Linked DNA regions of Homo sapiens: regions 1 and 2 are each linked to region 3. Evidence: chromatin contacts called from ENCODE Hi-C or POLR2A ChIA-PET data. All regions are on one chromosome and are shown on one strand. Each heading gives the region's core, a stretch centred on a gene start or an enhancer-like site at or near the end of the contact. The rest is flanking DNA. Distances are from core to core; before and after follow the strand shown.

Region 1 (3,874 bases), core at 7-2,506, 170 kb before region 3:
CTGGGTGACATAGTGAGACTCCCTTTCAATAAAAAATTAAAAGTCAAGAATAATTAAATATTTGGTTGGTTATTTTTAATAATGTGAGCAGCTTCAAACCCACCACCATAAAATAAAGGCTAGGACTTTAACAATAACCCAAGTAACATACTCCACCTCCCATCCTACCCTGACCAGCCCATTCTCTGCTGTCCCACCCAAGGCAACCATTGTCCGAATTCCATGTGCACTTTTTTTCTTTTTACATGGTTTGCTTTATTTTTATTTATTTTTATTTATTTATTTATTTACTTACTTACTTACTTTTTGAGATGGAGTCTCGCTCTTGTCGCCCAGGCTGGAGTGCAATTGTACGATCTCAGCCCACTGCAACCTCCGCATCCAGGGTTCAAGCAATTCTCCTGCCTCAGCCTCCCGAGTAGCTGGGATTACAGGCCTGCACCACCACACCCAGCTAATTTTTTTTGTATTTTTAGTAGAGATGGGATTTCACCATGTTGGCCAGGCTGGTCTCGAACTCCTGCCCTCAGGTGATCCACCCGCCTTGGCCTCCCACAGTGCTGGGATGACAGGTGGTGAGCCACCGTGCCCGGCCTGGTGCTTCGTCTTTAGTAGTTGCCCAGTTGTCTCCCAGGAAAGTGACTTGGGCCACAGAACCGTGGGTTTTGTCTTCATTCAAGGCCCAAACATCTCTACTGACCTGTGTCTGAGAAGCACACAGAGAAGTGTGGGCAGTTTCCTCAGTGGGAGCCGCCCTCAGAAAATCACTGATGAAGCAAGAAGTCAGGACACCACGGACACCACCAGCAGTTCATGCTGTGCGTGTGTTTGATCCACTGGTGACATTTGCAAGAGAATCCAAAAGCCCCTGTGGGAGGTGTGGAGGCATGCCGTATGCCTCATCTGGTGACACTGAGGAATGAAGAATTAGCAGTACAGGCTGGGCGCGGTAGCTCACGCTTGTAATCCCAGCACTTTGGGAGGCCAAGGCAGGTGGATCACCTGAGATCAGGAGTTCGAGACCAGCCCGGCCAACTGGTGAAACCCTGTCTCTACTAAAAAAATACAAAAATTAGCTGGGTGTGGTGGTGCACGCCTGTCATCCCAGCTACTTGGGAGGCTGAGATAGGAGAATCGCTTGAACCCAGGAGGGGAGGCAGAGGTTGCAGTGAGCCGAGATGGCGCCACTGTACTCCGGCCTGGGCAAGAGCAAGACTCCAACCAAAAAAAAAAAAAAAAAGAACTAGCAGTGCCCAGGGCTGTACACCAGGTGCCAGTACTGGCAGCAATTCTTCCAGTTATTGTGATAGATTCTCATGACGCTAAAATACCCACTTTGTTATTTAACCCTTGCTAATCCACAATGAGTTGCCAAGTACCAGAATCCTTTGTTACTAACCAGACCAGGCTGTTCATTCTTGAACAGCATTGGGCATCACTTTGTTTTAATAATTCTTGTATGAGAAGAGCACTCTTTTCCTTCTGATAGCAATGTGGCTCCAACTACTGGCTGATGTGAGACGGTACCGGCAGTTCCTGGCTGTGTATTCTGCCAACATTTAGAGAAGCCACCAGCAGAGGTCACCCTAAGCACGTAAAACCAGCAAGTCAGCACCTTGCCTTGGGCTACAGAACCCGAAAGCATCTAACCTAGTTACAGTCTCATAAGGGAACTGCATTCTTGGTCCAATCAAAGGGTCCACATGCCCCAACAGCAGTTAGGATGCTGGTAGACCACTGCGAACACAAGTTCCACTCCCCCAGAGATGGATTCACTCACCAAGGCATGATCAGAAGTGGCCTTCCTCCCCAGCAGCATTTACAAGCTGGAGTACAGTGCTTGGAGGGTGGTGGGGAACTGCCCTGGTTTTTTTGTTTTTTGGGGGACCCAGTTTCACTTTTCTTGCCCAGGCTGGAGTGCACTGGCGCGATCTTGGCTCACCGCAACCTCCGCCTACTGGATTCAAGCGATTCTCCTGCCTCAGCCTCCCAAGTAGCTGGGATTACAGGCACGCACCACCACGCCTGGCTAATTTTGTATTTTTAGTAGAGATGGGGTTTCTCCATGTTGGTCAGGCTGGTCTTGAACTCCCGACCTCAGGCGATCTGCCCGCCTTGGCCTCCCAAAGTTTTGGGATTACAGGCGTGAACCACCGCGCCTGGCCGCCCTGGTCTTTCAGTTAGAAAGCACCCAAATTGAGGTGCAGGAGGACTCACATGGAGGTGTCTGTGGCTGTGTCCCCCAGAAACCCTGCTCTGGACAAGGATGAGGTACCCCTGTAGTTAATGTCTGAGGATTCAGGGAGCCTTGGACCTGGTAGATGGGCAGCAAGGAGGGGCTGGTAAGACCTAAGAACTGCAGCCTCTGGAAGGGTCGTCTCCCCAGGGCCCCTCAGCACATGTATTCAGCTCCCCTTCTAGTGACTGCTGAAGCTTTCAGGCCTTTGGGGGTTTTGCCTCCCTGCGTTCTTCTCTGAAGGCTCCAAGTGCCTTCTTTCATGTGGGTCTCCCATCCGCTTTGTGTCTGCCATAATTTAGCTTTCGACAATGGAGTTCTGTCTTATCGATCCTACTCACGATCTATGGCCACATCTTTCCTTCCTCGCGCCCTCCCTTCCTTCCTTGCTTCGTGATCTCGGCTCACTGGAACCTCTGGCTCCTGGGTTCAAGAGATTCTCCTGCCCCAGCCTCCTGAGTAGCCGGGATTACAGGCACCTGCCACCACGCCTGCCTAATTTTTTGTATTTTTAGTAGAGACGGGGTTTCTCCATGTTGGTCAGGCTGGTCTTGAACTCCTGACCTCAGGTGATCCACCCGCCTCAGCCTCCCAAAGTGCTGGGATTACAGGCGTGAGACACTGCGCCCGGCCCACACATTCCTTTTTTGGGGGGGTGGGCCGCAGGAGACCTGCCCATCTGTCCTGCTTCTTGCTTCTCCCTTTCACTTTGTCCAGGGCTGACAAATCAGCCGTTTCTGAGGAGCCCTCCTGTCTGCCTCCTTCCCCAGGTGGGGTGTGCATTGGCACAGAAGGGCTGTTTTGCTTCTCTCACTGCCCCTGAACAGGTGCCTGAGGAGGGAAAGGCCTGGGACCCAAGGCAGAGCAGGTGGCGTGCTGTGTCTGTTGGGCAGGGGCGAGGTGGGGAGGACACTGGCAAGGCTCCTTAAGGCCGGGGGGTACGGGGCTCAGGGACTCGGAGAATCAGCATGCAATGACAGCATCGATGTGTCCGGGGCTCAGGGAGAGGGAAGTGGGACCCAGCCTGATCTGAGTGGAGACCCTGAGTGGGGCCAACTCCGTCTTCCCAGTGTGTTTGGGCTTTGGAGACATGCCCAAGGCAGGACAGCTTTGATTCTCACCACAGCCCTGGGGGCCACGACGGCTGTCTCCTCCCTACACCATGGTGAAGACATTCAGACCAACAGAATATAGGAGTTTATCACCAGCAGACAGAAGGAACTTCTAGAAAACAAACTTCAGAAACAATGAGAAGATTTGGCTATCAGTATTTTATTAATATCATAAAATATGTTAAGAGCGCTTACCATCTTTTTCTCTGATCTGGAGTAGTTTAAATAGCATTTGAATGATCTATTATCTAAAGGTAAAGCCTTTAGATAATAACCTTTTTTTTTTTTTTTTGACGGAGTCTCACTCTGTCACCCAGGCTGGAATACAATGGCACCATCTCAGTTCACTGTAGCCTCCGCCTCCCAGGCCCCAAGCAATTCTCCTGCCTCAGCCTCCTGAGTAACTAGGATTACAGGTACCTGCCACCATTCCCGGCTAATTTTTGTATTTTTAGTAGAGACAGGGTTTCGCCATGTTGGCCAGGCTGGTCTTGAACTCCTGACCTCAGGTGATCCGCCCACCTTG
Region 2 (4,078 bases), core at 963-3,462, 230 kb before region 3:
CTGTGCCTGGGGCAGGCAAAGAAAAGGGTGATTGCTTCCAGCTGGGTAAGGACAAGTCAGTCTTCCTTGTATTCAAGCTGTATTTTTTTTTTTTTTTTGAGACAAGAGTCTCGCTCTGTCACCCAGGCTGGAGTGCAATGGCGCAATCTCAGCTCACTGCAACCTCCGCTTTCCAGGTTCAAGCAATTCTCGTGCCTCAGCCTCCCAAGTAGCTGGGATTACAGGCACCTGCCACCATGCCCGGCTAATTTTTATATTTTTAGTAGAGACAAGGTTTCACCATGTTGGCCAGGTTGGTCTTGAACTCGTGACCTCAAGTGATCGCCCACCTCAGCCTCCCAAAGTGCTGGGATTACAGGCATGAGCCACCATGCCCTGCCTCTTTTTTTTTTTTTTGAGACAGTCTCGCTCTATTGCCCAGGCTGGAGTGCAGGGGCTTGATCTTGGCTCACTGCACCGTCCACCTCCAGGGTTCAAGTGATTCTCCTGCCTCAGCCTCCCAAGTAGCTGGGATTACAGACATGTGCTACCACGCCCAGCTAATTTTTGTATTTTTAGTAGAGAGAGTTTCGCCATGTTGGCCAGGCTAGTTTCAAACTCCTGACCGCAGGCGATCCACCTGCCTTGGCCTCTCAAAGTGCTGGGATTACAGACATGAGCCACCACGCCCTGCCTCTTTTTTTTTTTTCCTATTTTTTGGTTTAATTTTATTTTATTGTAAGTTTTCGGGTACATGTGCAGTATGCGCAGGTTTGTTACATAGGTAAATGTGTGCTATGGTGGTTTGCTGCACCTATCAACCCACTGCCTAAGTATTAAGCCTGGCATGCATTAGCTATTTTTTCTGACACTCTCCCAGCCCCTCCCCCATCACCTCCCCCCTTTTTTTTTTAAAGAAGCAAAGTCTCATTCTGTCACCCAGGATGGAGTACATGGAGTACAGTGGCGCAACCAGAGCTCACTGCAGCCTCCAACCCCAGGGCTCCAGCAATCCTTGAGCCTCTTTATAGGGACTTTATAGGCGCGTGCCACCGTGCCCAGCTAATTTTTAAAATTTTTTGTAGTAACAGAGTCTCACTATGTTGCCCAGGCTGGTCTCGAACTCCTGGCTTCAAGCGATCGTCCCATCTAAGCATCCCGAAGTGGTGGGATTACAGGCATGCGCCACTGCACCCGGCCACAAGCTGCTTTTGGAGAAGCAGACAGTGGAAAAGGAGGCAAGTGTCAGCATCAAAGAGAGAACTGAAGAGCTCACAATTCTGTCATGGCAGTACCTCCCTGCCCAACAACTGCAAGTGAGAGGAAGGGCTACCCTGAACATATGGAATCTTTTTTTTTCCCCACTCAGGTCAGGCGAGTAATGTGCAAGGGTGTCACATCTCACACATGCACGTGAACACCCAATCATCATGCTCATGAACTACAAAAGGATCAGCAGATGGAATCTTAAAAAACAGAAGAATCTCCCTACCTGTGCCGACATGGGAGGTGGAGCGGCTTTGTCCCCATCTTCCCCTCTCAAAACCGGCCGATTCAGCACGATGCCAGTCTGCAAAAGAGAAAGGACTCTAGGTCAGTCCAAAACTAGCTGTTTCACTAAACGACGTTCGCTCCCAATTCATTCAACAAAACGTACCCAGTGCCTGTCTGCCAGCGCTCTGGCTGGGCACTGAAGAGGACCAAGATGGATACAAGAAATTACAACTAAGCTGGCAAAGGCAAGAACAAGCTAAAAAGGGCAAGCCTCCGCCTTGCTGTGCCGAGATAAAGAAAGAATGAAGACCGAGCCGTGATGGGGTATATAAGGTCTCCTGGAGAAGCTCGGCCTATCCTGACGTCCCGCCGCCAACACCTACCTGGCGGGTGTAGCTCTGCAGCCGCTCCACCAGCTCCTCGCGATTACCTGCAGGGCAAAGTACACGATCAATGGGGCAGGCCAGCCCGGCCAGGTCAGGCCCCAGCGGCCTGCCTCCGCCCCTCGCACCCGAGTCTCCCGGGTAACCAGGCTCCGCTTCTCCGCAGGCCCGTAAAGGCCCCTCGACTTCCTGTGTTCCTCACCCTGGATCGGAGCTCCGATCTCTGCCAACTTGGCCTGAAGCTCCTGGGCAGCCCAGGCGCCATAGTGGCCTGGAGGTGGCGGCGGCGGCAGCTGCAATTCTGCTTTGGGAGGCTCGGGATGCTCCGTCGCCATCTTAGCCGCAGGAAGGCGCGCGACCAACCCGGAAGCTGGGGCCAGCCTCAGGGCCCACTTGCCGGAACTTCCGGTGGCGCCGTATGCCACGTCCTCTCTGGTTGGGAGGCGACGCGCACTCAGGCACACCCGCTGCCGTGCGCTGGGCGACGGGATTCGCCGCAGACGCACCTTTCTCTAGTGGCCCCTCGGCGGTCTGGTCGCGAGGCCTCCTGGGAGTTGTAGTGCGCAGGTCTCGGTCTCTGCGGGCCCTGCGCGCCGCTACGGCCCCGAAGGCCGGCGGCGGGCCGGAGGGCGGGGCTGCGAGGAGGGCTGGCACTTCCCCGAGGGAGTGTTTTCTGCGCCTCACCTGCGGGAGCGAAGGCTCTCAAGCTTTCCGGCCCGGCCCTCCGGTCAGATCCTCGAACGCTTACGCTCCCAGGGAGTCCCGAGAGACTCATTTCCCCGGCGGCCCCGCGTTGCGGGCGCCAAGCGGGAGGCTGGAGCCGATGCCTGGGATAAAACAGTGTCTGATTGTCTGCCCGCCCACCCCCGGCCCAGGCCCGGATGAATGGGCTGAAAGGGGATCCAAGCCGGGAGAGCAGCAGGCCTGCCCGGGCTGAGCTCCAGCTGCCGACCTGGGGGAAGGGCGACTCTAAAGCCCCCTTTTCCACCTTCCAGGCCGGCTCAAATGTCGTCTTCTCCACTAAGCCTCCTCCCGCTTTCCTTTCCTTTCTTAGAGCTCCCATAATACGTTCGAATCTCCACCGTTTGTTAAGTCTTTCTTGCCCTTTCTTCCTACCTCTATCCCAAAAATGTGAGCAGGGACTTGATCATTTTCAGTCTCGCATCGCCTGGCGTTCAAGAGGCGCCCAATAAATGATTACTGGAAAAAAAGGAACAATGTTTCTGGTGAAAGCATTTGTGTCTTTTTTAGTCTCAAAAATAAACTCAGGCCCTTTTCCCTCAGCCGCACCTGCACTGGGGGCCCCACCTTGCCTCCCACTCCCCACCCCAACTCCCCTTGGCCTTTGGAGACAGAGGCAGAGACTGGCAGGGATTCTTGCCTGCCTAGCATCCACCTCTCCCTGTCCCACACCATCAATTCAGTTTCTCTCCCCACCTCTGCCACTAGCTCTGCCCTCTCACCAACAGCTAGCCTGTGTGTGTTTTTTATGTGTGTTGAGAAAGGGAGTGGGGAGACTCAAGTGAAATGGTCTCATTTTCCCCCTACACATCCCCTTCAGATCTTTTCTCCAGCTCCATTTTGCCAACTGCCCCCAGTGGAGAAGAAGCTGGGAACAGGGAAAAAAAAAGAATGGGGCACCAGGTCGGGGGAAGGTGAGGTTTGGGAGAGACAGGGAAAAGGACTGGGTTGAGAAAGGTTGGCTCACATCCTAGCACTGGGTGGGAAGTCCTCTTCCTCCTACCCAAACCTTGACCTTTCCCCTTTCCATCAATATCACTATGGGAGGCTCCTGCAGCCACACTCCCAGAGGAGAAGCCAAACCCGGAAAGGACAGTAACGAAGACAGAAAAACAGCGCCCTTCCCTCCAGCTTGTCAGCCCACTCAGGCAGAACCTTTCTAGCCCAAAGGAAGGCTCTTCTGCTCCCTGTAACTGGAGAGCCCAGGGCAGGTCATCTGAGGCTGAGGGCCCCAAGGCATGTGTAGGTGCTAGGGAAGGGGGCGGGGTCTCTGAGGCAGGATAAACTAAAGGCTGATGGAGTCTCATTTTATTTATTTATTTTTTATTTATTTATTTATTTTTTTTTTTTTTTGAGACAGAGTCTCAGTTGCCCAGGCTGGAGTGCAGTGGCTCTATCTGCGCTCACTGCAAGCTCCGCCTCCTGGGTTCACGCCATTCTCCTGCCTCAGCCTCCCGAGTAGCTGCGACTACAGGCGCCCG
Region 3 (4,396 bases), core at 1,897-4,396:
CTGTCCATAGCACAGGGGTCATCCATCCTGTCAGACCATGCTGACCCCACTCACGAGAGGCTAGCCCTGCAAGTTCTCCCCTGGGAACAGGAAGTAATCGTGCGAGGTTTACATGGCAGATCAGCTTGGTCTCGGGAGCTATTTCTACACAAATCACGTGGGGCTCAGAAGGCCATGCTCTGCTGCTCCCTGGACTCTGGCCCCTGTCCTGCGTGTCCTCCTTCCTCTGGTCCTCAGAGACTCCCCGTTCCCTGCCATATGCACACTTAGGGTGGGACCGGGATGTGCACTGTAGCCAGTTCTGTTCTTGTTTGTGTTGCTCAGAATCCATTGTTTCTTACTGATGCAGATCAGTGCCTAATACTAGGTGTCCAGCACCATGCTGGGAGCCAGGGATACAACAGACAGGTGCCTCCCTGGGGGATAAGTGGAGCACACGCAGGTAATAATCAGTGAACTGGGTAGCGCTTTGTTACAGGCCTCTCACAACTGGTATTTTATCTCCATCATATTGTAATTTTGTTTTTGTGGTGTGACCTAAAAAGCCTTGGATCCTCAAAAGATCTGGCCAAGTTCATGGTAAAGTTATTATTCCTTTAACAAATGCATTCATTTAACAATATTTATTAAGCACCTATTATTTGTCAGGTACCATTCCAGATGTCAGGATTATAACAGAGAACAAAACTGACAAATAGCACTGTTCTCTTGGTGCTTACATTGTTGTGGAAGGAGACAAAAAGAAATAATGTCAATATAATATGTCCTAAGAATTTTAAAGAAAAACTCAAGCAGGGTAAGGGAGAGAGAATGACGATGGGGAGGAGGGCCGCTCTTTGAGGAAGGCCCTTCTGGTGACCCTTGAAGCAGAGCCCAGCAAGAGGGGAGGGGGAAGCTGTGGTTTGGAGGAAGTCTTTTCATAGCGGGGAGCCTCAAGGGCAGAGCCCCCGAGGGGGAGTGTGCCCTACCTGTTGGAAGGAAGCCACTGATCTGCAATCCTGTTTTCCTCGTCTGCAAATTAATGGGCTTGTTGGGAGGGACAAATGAAATCATTTATATGAAAACATTTATGTCAACTGTAGAACACTCTATAAAAGTTATTCTCTTTATGTTGACTTCATCAAGTATTTGCAGTGTCTAAAGCAGGAATGATCATAATGATTATATTACAATTCTGCCCTTTCATTTTTTTTATTGAGGTGAAATGCATATAACATATAATTAATCATTTTATAGCCTACAATTCAGTGGCATTTGGTGCATTCACAATGTTGTGCAACCACCACCGCTTTCTATTTAAAAACCTTTTTCATCATCCCCACCTTTTCTTTCTTTTCTTTTTAAAATAGAGATGGTGTCTCCCTACATTGCCCAAGCTGGATTAGAACACCTGGGCTCAAGTGATCCTCCAACCTCAGTCTCCTGAGTAGCTGGGATTATAGGCACTCACCACTGTGCCTGGCCTTTCATTTTTATTTTATTTTATTTTATTAATTATTATTATTATTTAGAGACAGGATCTCACTCTGTTGCTCAGGCTGGAATGCGGTGGTGTGATCATGGTTCCCTGCGGCTTCCACCTGCTGGGCTCAAGCAATCCTCCCACCTCAGCCTCCCAAATAGCTGAAACTATAGACATACGCCACAGTGCCTGGCTAATTTTTGTATTTTTTGCAGAGCCGTGGTTTCATCTTGTTGCCCAGGCTGGTCTTGAACTCCTGGGCCTAAGTGATCCTCCTACCTTGGCTTCCTCCAGTGCTGGTATTACAGGCGTGAGTCACTGTGCCTGGCCTTTTTTATTTTTATTTTTTGACACAGAGTCTCACTCTGTCACCAGGTAGGACAGTGGTGCAATCTCGGCTCACTGCAACCTCTGCCTCCCAGGGTTAAGAGAGTCTTATGCCTCAGTCTCCTCAGTAGCTGGGATTACAGGTGCACACCACCACGCCCAGTTAATTTTTTTCTATTTTTAGTAGAGACAGGGTTTTACCATGTTGGCCCCACTGGTCTGGAACTCCTGGCCTCAAGTGATTCACCTACCTCGGCCTCCCAAAGTGCTAGGATTACAGGAATGAGCCACTGCACCCGGCCTTTGGCCTCATTTTAATTTTTATTTATTTATTTATTTATTTATTTATTTATTTATTTATTTATATTTATATTTTTATTTTTTTTGAGACGGAGTCTCGCTCTGTAGCCCAGGCTGGAGTCCAGGGGCGCGATCTCGGCTCACTGCAAGCTCCGCCTCCCAGGTTCACACCATTCTCCTGCAGTCAGCCTCCCGAGTAGCTGGGACTACAGGCGCCCGCCACCACGCCCGGCTAATTTTTTTTGTATTTTTAGTAGAGACGGGGTTTCACCATGTTAGCCAGGATGGTCTCGATCTCCTGACCTCGTGATCCGCCCGCCTCGGCTTCCCAAAGTGCTGGGATTACAGGCGTGAGCCACCGCGCCCGGCGCCGCATTTTTAATAGTCACTTGAGATACCATTCTGGAAATAGGATTTCCCCCCGTATCTGACTTTGTCCTTTCTGTTTCTGCCTAGCCTCCAGCTCCTAGGCTTCATCCATGTATTTTTCCAACAGCAATTTATTGAGCACCTACTGTGTGGGAGGCACTGTGCTAGGCAGATTCTGGAGACACAACAATGACAGTGACAGGGAGGTCCCTGCATCCCCAGGACTCACAGTGTGGTGGGGGATTTAGACAGTGAATGGATAATTGCCGGAAAACTAAATTATGATACATGCTTATAAGAAAAAATGTTTTGAAAATTATGTTAAATACATTTGTGGAGTTATCGAAGCTACTGGAAGAGAGACGCCACTCTCAGAACAACATGACTGGTTTTATAACTGTGCTCCCAGTTCAGACACGGGGGACAAAGATGACCTCGGGGAGGCGACCTGGATTTTGCTGGGGCCTAAGCAGCGAGGCCGGCCCAGGAAGAAAGAGCGGTGCTTCCTTCATTTGCTCCTGGTCACCCTCTGAGGTGTGCAAGGGTAGATAGTGTTGCCATCGCTCCCATTTGAGAGATGTGGAAACTGAGGCTTGGCCAGGCGTGCTTGCCACCTGGAGGGGCTGACGTCTGATACTTGCTTTAGCCAACGGTCAAAGCGTTTGTCCGATAGGGGGCAGCGGCGCGCCAGGCTGGAAGGAGAGCGGCATCCGCGCGCGCGGCGCTCCCGGCGTTCCAGGAGGGGGCGCTGCTGACCCGGCCTCGGATCGCCGCTCCCGCCCCGGCCTTGCCCCGCCGCCCTGCCCCACCCCCCGCCCGGAGCCCGGCACTCGTGACCTCGCCAGCTCTCAGCTCCCTCGGGCGATTTCGTGCACGCTAATGTGCGCCTCTGTGTTTTCCTAAATGCTGGTTTCTTCATCAAGCGGCGGAATAACGCATCAGGGCAGGTGACCCACGTCACCGGGGTGATGCACTGGTGCTCGCCGGGGCGGGCGCTGTGCCTGCGGGAGCCGCGCGGCCGGCGCGGTGTCGGGGCGCCTCGTGGGGGCCGAGCCGCGCCCGCACGTCCCTCAGGTAGGCGCGACCAGAGTTTCTTTAGACAGGATGACCTGGCAGCGTTTCCACCCCACCCACGGCGAGTTTCGCTTTCCTAATGTGGTTAAAAAGTGCGTTCTATCTGAAATAGGGTGGTTGAACAGGTTTCAACATTTTACTTAATTTTTTGTTTGTTTTAGATTTCTTCCTTCTGGTGGGTCTCTTTCTTTTTCTGTCAAGAAGATGTTCATAACTGTCCTCTTTGGCATTTGTTCAAAGTCCAGTTCTAATAGCTTTTGGACTGTGGTTTAATTTTAACCATAAAGCATTCTTTTGGAATAATTGCTTTTGAATCTGGGAAGAGCCAGCTGGATACAAGGCCATAAACACCCCCCTGCGGGGAATGTACAGGCTTTAAGTTACGTTTTTTTACCACTAGCATTTCTCTTTATCTTTTTTCTTTTTTTGGAGACAGGGTCTGGCTCTGTTGCCCAGGCTGGAGTTCAGTGGTACAATCAGAGCTCACTGCAGCCTCATCCTCCTGGGCTCCAGCGATCCTCCCATCTCAGCCTCCCGAGTAGCTAGCTGGGACCACAGGCACGCATCACTGGCTAATTTTTTTTTTTTTTTTTAGAGACAGGGTGTTGCTATGTTGCCCAGGCTGATCTCAAACTCCTGGTCTCAAGTGATCCTCCTGCCTCAGCCTCCCAAAGTGCTGGAATTACAGGCCTGAGCCACCATGCCTGGCCTAGCATATCTCTTTTTTTAAAAAAAGGAGACTGATGGGGGTTGGGGGGATGCAAATTGTGAGTAGATAGGTGGGATTGGAGGAGAGTTTGAACATCTGCTTTAATCAACTAAATGGTGTCTTAGAGCTGTCCTGCGGGCAACCATGTGGCCTCA

What was found. A loop is a pair of places that touch in the nucleus more often than their neighbours do. ChIA-PET counts read pairs that join two places held with the same protein, here RNA polymerase II (POLR2A). Pooled maps may share reads with other maps.
Region 1: a map of PC-9 shows a loop between it and region 3 (13-fold over the local background). The contact joins two enhancer-like sites. A Hi-C loop is called at or near these places in 16 of 168 maps with a recorded cell type or tissue (B cell, CD4-positive, alpha-beta T cell, CD4-positive, alpha-beta memory T cell and 11 more), 28 of 37 single-sample maps with no recorded cell type and 29 of 50 pooled maps. POLR2A ChIA-PET finds 5 or more read pairs at or near these places in 10 of 52 experiments (A549, A673, H1 and 7 more).
Region 2: a pooled map shows a loop between it and region 3 (3-fold over the local background). The contact joins the promoter of SF3B2 here to the enhancer-like site in region 3. A Hi-C loop is called at or near these places in 1 of 168 maps with a recorded cell type or tissue (naive thymus-derived CD4-positive, alpha-beta T cell) and 5 of 50 pooled maps. POLR2A ChIA-PET finds 5 or more read pairs at or near these places in 6 of 52 experiments (GM10248, GM12878, PC-3 and 2 more).

The regions. Positions count from the first base shown.
Region 1 is chr11:65,986,838-65,990,711 of GRCh38, reverse strand. No RefSeq gene overlaps it. Among named protein-coding and RNA genes, the nearest start is that of EIF1AD, 13 kb to the left of the region's middle. RefSeq lists an enhancer at 1,281-1,350. Within about 2 kb of position 1,256, at least 3 of the 41 ENCODE cell types and tissues checked have a DNase peak (open chromatin) inside an H3K27ac peak, as active enhancers do.
Region 2 is chr11:66,050,498-66,054,575 of GRCh38, reverse strand. SF3B2 (splicing factor 3b subunit 2) reads right to left here and starts at 2,212. Exons shown (of 22, transcript NM_006842.3): 1 at 2,059-2,212; 2 at 1,857-1,903; 3 at 1,472-1,549. The coding sequence starts at 2,191. SNORD13F (small nucleolar RNA, C/D box 13F) reads right to left here and starts at 1,432; the gene lies at 1,348-1,432. RefSeq lists enhancers at 2,005-2,174, 2,795-2,844, 2,663-3,214 and a silencer at 2,385-2,594.
Region 3 is chr11:65,817,126-65,821,521 of GRCh38, reverse strand. The region is part of intron 3 of LOC124902693; the gene reads left to right. Among named protein-coding and RNA genes, the nearest start is that of SNX32, 15 kb to the left of the region's middle. RefSeq lists a silencer at 3,051-3,510. Within about 2 kb of position 3,146, at least 20 of the 41 ENCODE cell types and tissues checked have a DNase peak (open chromatin) inside an H3K27ac peak, as active enhancers do; they include PC-3, where a contact is called at or near this core.